Linked DNA regions of Homo sapiens: region 1 is linked to region 2. The links are chromatin contacts, found by Hi-C or POLR2A ChIA-PET in ENCODE. All regions are on one chromosome and are shown on one strand. Each heading gives the region's core, a stretch centred on a gene start or an enhancer-like site at or near the end of the contact. The rest is flanking DNA. Distances are from core to core; before and after follow the strand shown. Region 1 has its middle 34 kb from the start of PANK3. Region 2 has its middle 53 kb from the start of SLIT3-AS2.

The links. A loop is a pair of places that touch in the nucleus more often than their neighbours do. ChIA-PET counts read pairs that join two places held with the same protein, here RNA polymerase II (POLR2A). Pooled maps may share reads with other maps.
Region 1: a map of PC-3 shows a loop between it and region 2 (2.6-fold over the local background). The contact joins two enhancer-like sites. A Hi-C loop is called at or near these places in 3 of 168 maps with a recorded cell type or tissue (Caco-2, Calu3 and PC-3) and 1 of 50 pooled maps. POLR2A ChIA-PET finds 5 or more read pairs at or near these places in 6 of 52 experiments (GM12878, H1, MCF 10A and 3 more).

What each region holds. Positions count from the first base shown.
Region 1 is chr5:168,610,849-168,616,373 of GRCh38, reverse strand. It overlaps the pseudogene RPL10P9. Among named protein-coding and RNA genes, the nearest start is that of PANK3, 34 kb to the right of the region's middle. Within about 2 kb of position 3,218, at least 5 of the 41 ENCODE cell types and tissues checked have a DNase peak (open chromatin) inside an H3K27ac peak, as active enhancers do.
Region 2 is chr5:168,651,144-168,656,269 of GRCh38, reverse strand. No RefSeq gene overlaps it. Among named protein-coding and RNA genes, the nearest start is that of SLIT3-AS2, 53 kb to the left of the region's middle. Within about 2 kb of position 1,834, at least 8 of the 41 ENCODE cell types and tissues checked have a DNase peak (open chromatin) inside an H3K27ac peak, as active enhancers do.

The DNA.
Region 1 (5,525 bases), core at 1,969-4,468, 41 kb after region 2:
AACAGGCGGGGCGGCGGCCCATGGCAACACCAGGATCTTCAGTGGCACACCGAAGGGAAAGAGCGCATATATCTTTTAGGAAAAAAAAAATCCTACATTTTGACTTCATCAAACTTAGACATTTTACAGGCAAAATGCACAGATGACAAATTAGGAAAAGATACTAGTAGTATTTAAAGTTGATAAGAAGTTACTATCTGAAATACTCCAAAACTTTTGAAATCCCCAAGAAAAGAACTGGAAACCCAACAGAAAAATGATCAAGTGATATACCTAGACAATTTACAAAAGAGGAAACTTGAGTGGCTAATAAGCACAAAAAAAAGAAAGAAAAATAGAAAAAGAAAAAAAAGCCTACACTTACTGCAAACAATGAAATATAAACTAACATTAGATATCTCCATCAGATTAGCAAAAATTTGGAAGTCAGAAAATACCAGTGTTGGCAAGGACAGGGGAAATGCCAACAAATCCTTTTGTATTACTGATGGGAGCGAAAATGAGTAGAACTAAACCCGAAAGCAATCTGGCAGAAGTTCCACACTCATCAATTCTAACATACACGTTTTTGGTGCGCCATGAACTGAGGAGAGGATGGCCTGCAGAAAACCTCATGTTCACTCCTCCAATGTCCTGTAAACCTTCAGTTCCTCATGATCTAAACAGAAGTCATCACCTTGCCCTACCTGCCCACTCCACCCCTACTCTGTTTCTCCTACTGAAGTCCCTACTAGTGATAGTGACAGGAGGCAGACAAATCCGAGGCAGACAAATCCTAGGTAGACAGGGATGGGTCCCCAGTAAAACCCCACCTTCAAACCAAAGACAGTTTAAAGCCTGAAAACCAAGCTGCTGCTTCCGGATGAAGTCTGGACCAGAGTGAGAACTTGCATTCCTATTTACTTGCTCTTTCCCAATTGATTCTTTCTGAATAATGGCTTTGAACCAATAAAATGTTGCCTTTTCTAATGCTACCTACATCCTGCACCTCCCCCATTGTGTGCCTATAAAAACCCCAAACTCAGCCACACTGGGACACAGAGAGACCACCCGACTTTGGGTGGTAGACCATCCTCGTGTCCCCTCTCTGCTGAGAGCTGTTTTGTCACTCCATAAAACTCTTCACCTTGCTTACCCATGGCTGTCAGCATAAGCTCATTCTTCTTGGATGCAGGACAAGAACTCAGGACCCTGCTGAATGCCCATATGAAGAAGGCAGTAACACCATAGCCCATCAGCCACCCCATGCAATGGGAAGTAGTGCTGGGGCTGAACTAGCCTCTGGGCTGCTGGCCAGAGCATGGTGATGAGACTGACAGAGAGCTCTTAATGCACCGCCATCCATCAGGCTGTGGATGGCGGGATTGAAAGAGCTATCATCACACCCCCTCTGGGGCCTCGGGGTCACAGGCACCCCTGTTTGGGACCACCACGTTCCCCTCTTCTGGACACTGGAGTCCACCAAGGGAGTTGCTTGCAACCTGCCTGGTCCAGCCACAGCCCCGCATGGAGCCTGCTCCTGGAGCAGCCAGCCAGACCCCACACTCACTCACTCACACACTTCCTCCCACCATGGGCTGAGCATGCAGTCATTGTGGCCACAAGATCTGCGCCAGAGTAGTCAGGGCCTCTCCTACCGTGGGCCCATACTTCAGCAAGGTTCATGAGGGGCATCGCCAACCGGAAGTTTCCGGCCCACAGAGTGACCAAGAAAAATCCTTCATCACTAGGTTAATGGTATCACCATGTCCCAGTGACCTAAGAAGACAACTTGGGAGTCAGCGTGTAGTGCTCCCACTCCCTCCGGGTCACTCCTCAGTCAGTTACCCATTTGATGGTTCCATCTCAGAAGGGTCATGCATCCCTCCACTTCATTTCATCCCTACTGCCACAGATTTAATGCAAGACCCAATTATTCCTCTTTTCAATGACTCCAGTAGCCTCGATCCTGCATCTTCCCCTTCCCTCCCCTATTCATTCTGCACTCCAGCTGCCAGGGTGATCTTTCTGAAATATAAATGGGTTCACATCACTCCCATGCTTAACAACATTCCAGCAGCTCACCAAAGGTCAAGTCCTTTAAATTGGGTACAACATCTTCACCATCTGGTCCCTGCCTCTCTCTTCAATCTCATTGCTCTGTTCTCCCACATGCAACCTTTGATCCCAAACATTCACTCGTGGCACCATAGTCTACTCTGCCCTGGAAGGTCCAAGGCTGGTCAGTTAAGAGAAAATTAGATTATATAAGTAGTTAGTCAGAGTAGATTAGCATAATAAATATTTACCTTAAGCATTTTTACAACTCTGGGTTTTACATCATTGCAATCTTACCCCAAAACTGCATGAGCAATATAAAAAAACTTCTGTATACCTTTTACCCAGATTCACCTATTGTTTCTATTTAGCCCCATTTGCTTTGCTTTAAAATTCTATTTTTTTATATCATTTATCTCAACTCTTTGAAAATATATTGGAGACATTATTCCCCTTTACCCCTAAATACATCAGGGTGAATTTCCTAAGAACAAGGATTATACATAATCATGTATAATTATCAAAATCAGGATATTTATCATTGATATGATACTATTTGTTATCTACAGCCCATATTCAAATTTTATCAGTTGTCCTAAAAATGTTCTTTAAAACTGTTCAGGATTACATATTACATCTATTTGTTATGCCTCTTTGGTCTCCTTTAATCAGCCCATCGTTGATGTTGTTGTTGAGATAAGGTTTCCCTCTCCCACCAGGCTGGAATGCAGTGACACCATCATAGCTCACTGCAGCCTCGAACTCCTGGGCTCAAGAAATCCTCCCACCTCAGCATCCTGAGTAGCTGGAACTACAGGCACTTGCCACCATGCCCAGCTAATTGTTTTTTCATTTTTGGTAGAGACAGGGATCTCACTATGTTGCCTAGGCTTGTCTCAAACTCCTGGCCTCAAACAATCCTTCCACCTCAGCCTCCCAAAGTGCTGGGATTACAGGTGTGAGCTGCTGCGCCCAGCTCACTGCCCTTCTTGACATTGATATTTTTTAATTGTGCAGGCCAGATATTTTGTAGAATGTCACTCAACTTGTGTTTATCTCATGTGTCCTTGTGACTAGGTTGAAGGTTTGCCTTTTTGGCAGAAGTACCAGTGAAATGATTTAGCGTGGTGCTCAGTGCACCACATCAGGAAGTACATAATGTCAGCTCCACCCAGTATTCATGATGTCAACTTTGATCACTTGCTTAAGGTGGTATCTGCCAGCTTTCTGCACTTTTAGTATTTTAGTACTTTCTCTTTACCTTAAACCACATTAATGTGTATTCACTCACCAATCTTTTCATTCAAGGCCAAGGCTTTTTTTTTTTTCTTTTTTTAGTATAGGTCTGCTAACTGGATCTGCCAGTGTGTTTTCTATAGTGGTGTTGTTTCAGATTTTCAATTTCTGATGACTTAAAGAAGAGCAAGAACTTAAAGCCACCTTCGAAGTAATCTTGAGTGCTGAATTATTCTAGAATTTCTATTTTCTCCATTTTTTACGTAAGCAACTTGGCTTCATCAATTTCTTCCAATGTTTTCAGCTTTGTTTTCATGGTAACAACTCTCTTTTCATACTCATATTAATTGATAGATATAACATTTAACTAATTTATATAATTACTACAACAAATGTGGAAGGTGTGGCCTAATCTAGCAAGGCAATTAAGTAGAAGTCAATTAACACAGCTTTTGCTGTAAATTAAGATTCCCAGAATTGAATGAGTATTCAAATTGAAAAATTCTACCAAGCATCAAGCAAAACAAATTTAAGACTCATCCCAAAGGTTCATCATTGTGAAATATCTCTTTACTGGATAAAGAAACAATCCTAAAAGAACCCAGAGAGCGAAAAAAAAAAAACTCACATATAAAGGAAAGGGAGCCATAATTGCAACCGATTTTTCAACAGGCTTGAAAATTCTTATGAAAAATTATTTTCAATCACGACCTCTCTGCAAAGCCCAGCTATCAATCAAGTGTGAGGGAAGTCCAGCCACCTACTTAGTTATGCAAGATCTCTCAAGCAATCTTTCTTATGGAAGCATGAAGAATGTATAAGGAATGCAGTAACACAGTGGAAGAGAAAATAGAGGGCTAACCCACACATGTGGCAGGTATCAGCTGGCTAGATTCGAGAAAGAAGATGTAGGGAAGCAGAAGAGAGGTCTCTTGGGGGGTGTGGAGAGAGGGGGAAGCATGGAATTGATAATCTGATGTCTTCGAACATTTATAAATCTTCTTGATAGGCATTTGACAAATCTGTGGAAACACTGGGAACAAAAAGCAGTAAGTACCTTGAAAACTGAGCAAATGCCAAAAATCGAAGCACCTCGTTAACGAGAAAGAAAAGCTAATTACAAAAGAAAAAAGAGGGCCAAGTGCGGTCGTTCACACCTGTAATCCTAACAACTCAGGAGGCTGAGGCTAGAGGATCACTTGAGCCCAGAAGTTCAAGGCTGTGGTGAGCTATGATCACACCACTGCAAAAAAGTGTCATAACACACTTATTGACTGAATAAAGGGAATATTTATCTAGTTCGTGTAATGCAATCTCTAGTGACTTAACAAAAATGATGTATACCTAGAATATGAACTTTATGACAGCTGAGATCTTGCCCTATTCCCTTCTATATCCAAGTATTTCAAAGGTCAGTATAGGGCATATTAATTTTTTTCTTTTAATTATAGCATTTGAGTCCAGAATTTTCAATAAAAGGTAACAGAGCTTTTCTTTAAGAGCTCTACTGTGAGAAAACATTAGACATTCTGGGGACATACAGAAAACTAGCTGGTGAGAAGCAGCCCACCATTCTCCCTGGCATTTCATCTATAGGAGAATATGTTGCTCCCACAGATTGTCCCCAACGTCAATTTCCTCTCGTGGCGTCCCAGCCCTGAATATTCACAACTGGGTCACTTTGTACTTATGCTATGCCTGTTAGAATAATTCACTGAACTTGAAGCGATGTCAGTCATCAGGAATGCTGTGAATGTCCTAGTGAAAATTTCTTTTCTAAGGCACACTTGTTCATGGCTTTAGCCTATCTTAACAGACAAGAAAAGCTTCTAAGGTTCTTGGGCCCCAGAGTCTGCATCATTCGGTTCTATAAGTTTTTATTCTCCATACAGCTGTAGATCTCGAATTGCTCACAACGCAGAAGATCCTTTATCCCAATTGTCTTTAACTTTTTGCTTCCTGATTACCGACATCAGAAACAAAAACCACAGAATTTTTAGAAAACGTAAAATAGAAAAACAATCCTTCCTAATAACCAGAGATGACACTCCTAAGCTTTTTCTTTTTCTAAGTGATTTTTTTTCTTCTCACCACTGAGATAGTAATATCTCAATATGACTAAGAAGCCACTGTAGGTGTCTAGTTTATTAACCATACAAAATAAATATTTTCTCACTCATTAAAAAAACTCTTAGGACCTGTAATCCCAGCACTTTGGGAAGCTGAGGCAGGCGGATCACTTGAGGTCAGGA
Region 2 (5,126 bases), core at 585-3,084:
AGCTGATAGGGGCCACTGCAATGTAACCGATATCCTCTACCTCCGCCTACACTTGAGAAAAAGCAAATGAAATGGAGTCCTGGGGCTGCCACTGACTTGCTGTGTCACTAGATATGTCACTCTGAGCATCTGAAAAATAAAAAGGAGGAGGAGGGAGGGAAGGTGGCCTGATAAAATGTACCTATGCCCCAGAAAAGTTGCTGGCAAGAACTTTTTATAAGAAATAAATTTTTATGGCCGGGCGTGGTGGCTCACGCCTGTAATCCCAGCACTCTGGGAGGCTGAGGCAGGTGGATCACCTGAGGTCAAGAGTTGGAAACCAGCCTGGCCAACATGGTGAAACCCTGTATCTACTAAAAATACAAAATTACCTGGGTGTGGTGGTGCATACCTGTAATCCCAGCTACTTGGGAGGCTGAGGCAGGAGAATCGCTTGAACCCACGAGGTGGAGGTTGCAGTGAGCCAAGATCACACCACTGCACGCCAGCCTAGGCAACAAGAGCGAAACTCCATCTCAAAAAATAAATAAATAAATTTTTTATAAGGGATAAATTTATGTAGTAAATATATTTTGTAAAAACTCTAAGTGCCATAGAGGAATGGATTAATCCTAGAAACAGTATCTAATCTGTATTCCTTTCTCAGGGCTACCATAACAAAGTACCACAAACTGGCATAAAACAACAGAAATCTATTATCTCACAGTTCAGGAGGCCAGAGATCCAAAAGTCAAGGTGCCAGCAGGGTTGGTTCCTTCTGGAGGCTGAGAGAGGGAAACCGTTCATTCCTCCCTCCTACCTTCTCTTCCGACGGCTGCCGGCCATGCTTGGCATTCTTAGCTTGTGGATGCATTGCTGTCATCTCTGCCTACCTCGCCTTCACAGGACCTTCTTCCCTGTGTGTCTGTGTGTCCTTTTCTATCTCATAAGGATACTTTCACTGGATTTAGGATTCGGCCTAATCTAGCACAATCTCATCTCATATTCCTTTACCTTAATTACATTTGCAAAGACCTTATTTCCAAATAAGCTCACATTCTAAGGTTGTAAGTGGACAGGAATTTTGGGAGAGACACTATGCAACCCACTACAGAACCTAATGTCCTCATTTGAGGAAGCTGAGGCCTTGAAAATTTAAGTGACTTGCCCAACCAAGGTCATACAGTTTTATACAATTTAATGTGCATAAACAATATTAGAGGAGAGGCAGGTGCATGGTGTGATTTTCAGAGACCACGCACCACTGGACAAACCTTCATAGATCAAAATAATAAGACCATCCTGCATGAACAAAGTCCAGAGGGAGCCTGCCCAAAATATGTTCTATAACTTCAACCCATATTTCTCCCTCCTGGGGAACTGAAGGGGGTAGGTGTTAGCACCACAGAAAAATTATCGAAGCCAGAAAGATCAGAGAGCCAGCAGTGTCTTGCCAGCCATCTCTGTAACCAAACACACAGTTTGAGAGAAGCCCCCACCTCCAGTTTCCTCCCCCTACAATTTCCCCTACTTACAGTTCCAAAACCCTGCCATGATATTAATCAGAGAAGCACCCAACCTGGCCCACACTTTATGATGTGTGTCTCCGAAACCTCACCAGTTCTCATGGCCAGGTGTAGCTGTTAGGAATTTAAGTGGCAACTTGATCCTTAGCTGTTTCTCCACGATTTTCTGCCTGATTATAAATACTGCTTTGTGAAAATCCAGCCACACCACAGTCTCAGTCGAGCTGCATTTTTTCGAAACTCAGCTTTCCTTCCTGGGCATACAGCATCTGTTTCCAGTCAAGAGCCAGGGCGAGCCCGGCTTCCACGTGGCCTGCCACAGAAGGCCCAGCCATGGTACTTAAAAGCTCGTGGGCCTCAGATAATTGGCCTCCTAACCAAATTCAGCTGCTGGGGCCTGATCAGAAACTGCTGGGTTTCTTTTTCCCTAAGCCGATTTAATTCCCACCGCCAAGCCCTCTGACCTTATTTTCTTTCTTTCTCTGGCCTAATTCCTGGAAAATGGAGTCTGGAAATACCTAGGGACTACTTGGGTGGGCTCCAAAGCTTCAGGGAGAAGAGATAGGACTGAAGGATGCAAAAGGGATGAAGAGAGAAGCCAGGCACCAAGGCCACATCTTGTGACTCCATTTACAGGAAATATACCGTTTAGGTAAATGCATATCGGTGGCTGCCAGGGGCTGGGGGAGACGGAACTGGGAGTGACTACCTCATGGGTACAGAGTCTCCTTTGAGGGTGATAAAAATGTTTCGGAGCTAGATAGAAGTAATGGTTGCACGACATTGGGAAGGTACTGACACTGAATGATATGCTTTAAAATGGTTAATTTTATGGTATGCGAACTTCACCTCAAAAAAAACAGAAAGAGGGAAGGAAAAAAGAGGGGGTGGAGTAGGATGAGGAAGGAAGCCCTGGAGCTCAGGAGCAAGAGCTACAGAGATGTTCTGGAACAGAACACAGCTAATACTAAATTAACCCCTTGCTTTCCAACCCAATGCCTCAGGCCGAATGCCTAGAGCAGTTTCCCTAGGCACTGTGGCTGAGGAATTGTGCCCTGGGCCAGCTGGTGGGCCCCCTAAAGCTAAGAATGTTCTGCCTCTTCAAAGCATCTGCTCAATCCTGGACTCTTTTCTCTGACAATGTTTTCAGAGGGAGGTGCCCTCCCTATTTCAGGAGCAGAAAATGAACTCAAGTGTCGTGAATTACAGTGGGGGAAAAAATTTATTTTTTTTAAATTTAGGCTTCTCAGCCTTCTTACTCAAAAATACTAAAAATATACATTGCCTTTTCTAAATTAAACTTAATTCCTACTTTGAGCCCCCATCCTGCTTCATAGCAAAAACTTAATTATCTCATTCAGTTCAGTGTCTGGCATTTCTCTTCTCCAGGATACCCCTTGAGTTCCAGGTGCCTCACATCCTGTGAAGATGTTTGCTCCTTGCTGTCTTCATGTATTCATGCCAGCTGCCACGATGGCCTGGACATCTAGACTACGTTTGCTTTAACTCTGCAGCAAATCTTTTCCAGGTCTGCAGAGTCTATATGTCATGACTCTGCTCCCCCTGGAAGTCTGGGGACACCTGGAGGCTGCTATGCCATACTGGCACTACAAGAAATGAGGTGGAGGCCAGGCACGGTGCCTCACACCTGTAATCCCAGCACTTTGGGAGGCCGAGGTGGGTGGATCACCTGAGGTCAGGAGCTGGAGACCAGCCTGGCCAACATGGTGAAACCCTGTCTCTATCAAAAATACAAAAATGAGCTGGGCGTGGTGGTGGGCACCTGTATTCTAGCTACTCAGGAGGCTGAAGCAGGAGAATCACTTGAACCTGGGAGGCAGAGGTTGCAGTGAGCCAAGATCACGCCCTTGCACTCCAGCCTGGGCAACAAGAGCAAAACTCCATCTCAAAAAAAAAAAAAGAAAAGAAAGAAATGAGGTAGAGCTGAGGTTGTTCACCCACTTGTTTGCTACTCTTAGACGCACAGAAAAATCATTCTACTGCTCCCACGTTACCCAGGGTATTGGGAACCCTTCAAGGCTGACTCAGACCCGGGATGGAGCAGCTATTTCACCCCTACTTCTTTTGTGCCATCTTGTGGCACAGGAAGAGATTCGTGTATGTGCCCCTTTCCCAGGTTCCACCTGCAAAGCAGGCACAGTTCTCCTCCTCTCTCCAATTTTCCAAACCTGTATGAGTCTCTGAAGTGGAATTCAAATATACATTTGACTGAAAAGCTCGGGTACTTCCTCCTACACATTACCTTGTTGGAATGTGTGTGTGTGTGTGTGTGTGTGTGTGTGTGTGTGTGTGTGTGTCAGGATCTTGCTCTGTCTCCCAGGCTGGAATGCAGCGGTGCAATCACAGCTCACAGCAGCCTCGACCTCCCAGGCTCAAGTGATCCTCCCACCTCAGCCTCCTGCATAGCTAGGACTACAGGCGTGCACCACCACACTCAGCTACCTTGTTGGATTTAATTGGCACCTTAGAAAGATGTAAATCTTTTGATAGCAGTTGAGGTAAGGAGACTTTCAGGTATAAAAACAGATAATCCTACATAGTGGAGCCTCAAGAGCATTGTTAACAGGGTGCAAAAACAGAAACTGTCAAGCAGAAGTTTGTCAATGTGCCCCTGCCTGCTCTGTGTGCACACATTTCACCAAAGCTCTGGGGTCCGGATAGGAAAGCCCTGCTGGGACGAAGTGCACTTGGAAAGTCAAAAAGACACAGGGGTTTATATAAAAATGAATATCTGAATAATTCCAGGCAATGAACAAACCTTGAAAACATGCTAAGTGAAGGAAACCAAACACAAAAAGCCACATATCCATTTATATGATATGTCCACAGTAGGCAAATCCATTGAGACACAAAGCACACTGGTGGTTGCCAGGGACTAGGAGGAAGTAGAAATGGGGGTGACTAATGGGTCTGGCATTTATTTTTGGGGATGATGAAACTGTTCTGGAACTAGTAGTGATAGTTGTACATCATGAATGTCCTGGAAGTTACTGAGTTACACACTTTATACTTGTAAAAATGGTGAATTACTATGTGAATTTTACCTCCTTAAAAAAAATCCAGGCCAGGCACAGAGGCTCAACACCTGTAATCTCAACACTTTAGGAGGCCAAGGCAGGTGGATTGCTTGAGCCCAGGAGTTGGAAACCAGCCTGGGCAATATGGCAAAACCTCATCTCCACAAAAAAATACAAAAATTAGCCAGGCATGGTGGTGCATGCCTGTGGTCCCAGCTACTGGGGAGGCTGAGGTGGGAGGATCACCTAAGCCTGGGGAGGTCGAGGTTGCAGTGAGCTGTGATCTCACCACTATACTCTAGCCTGGGCAACAGAGTGAGACCCTGTCTGAAAAAAAAAAAATCAAGATATATTTGGGTTTGGTCAGAGGTCTCAGGGAGGGAGGGAGTCTACATTGAAGTAGGGTTTGGGGGTACGCTAGCTTTTGTCTTTGGATATGCAGTTCAGGACAGTTTGTCTTTGGATATGCAGTTCAGGACAGTTTGTCTTTGGATATGCAGTTTTAGGACAGTTTTTGTTATCTCCTAGCTTTTGTCTTTGGATATGCAGTTCAGGACAGTTTGTTTAACTCCATCATCTCATC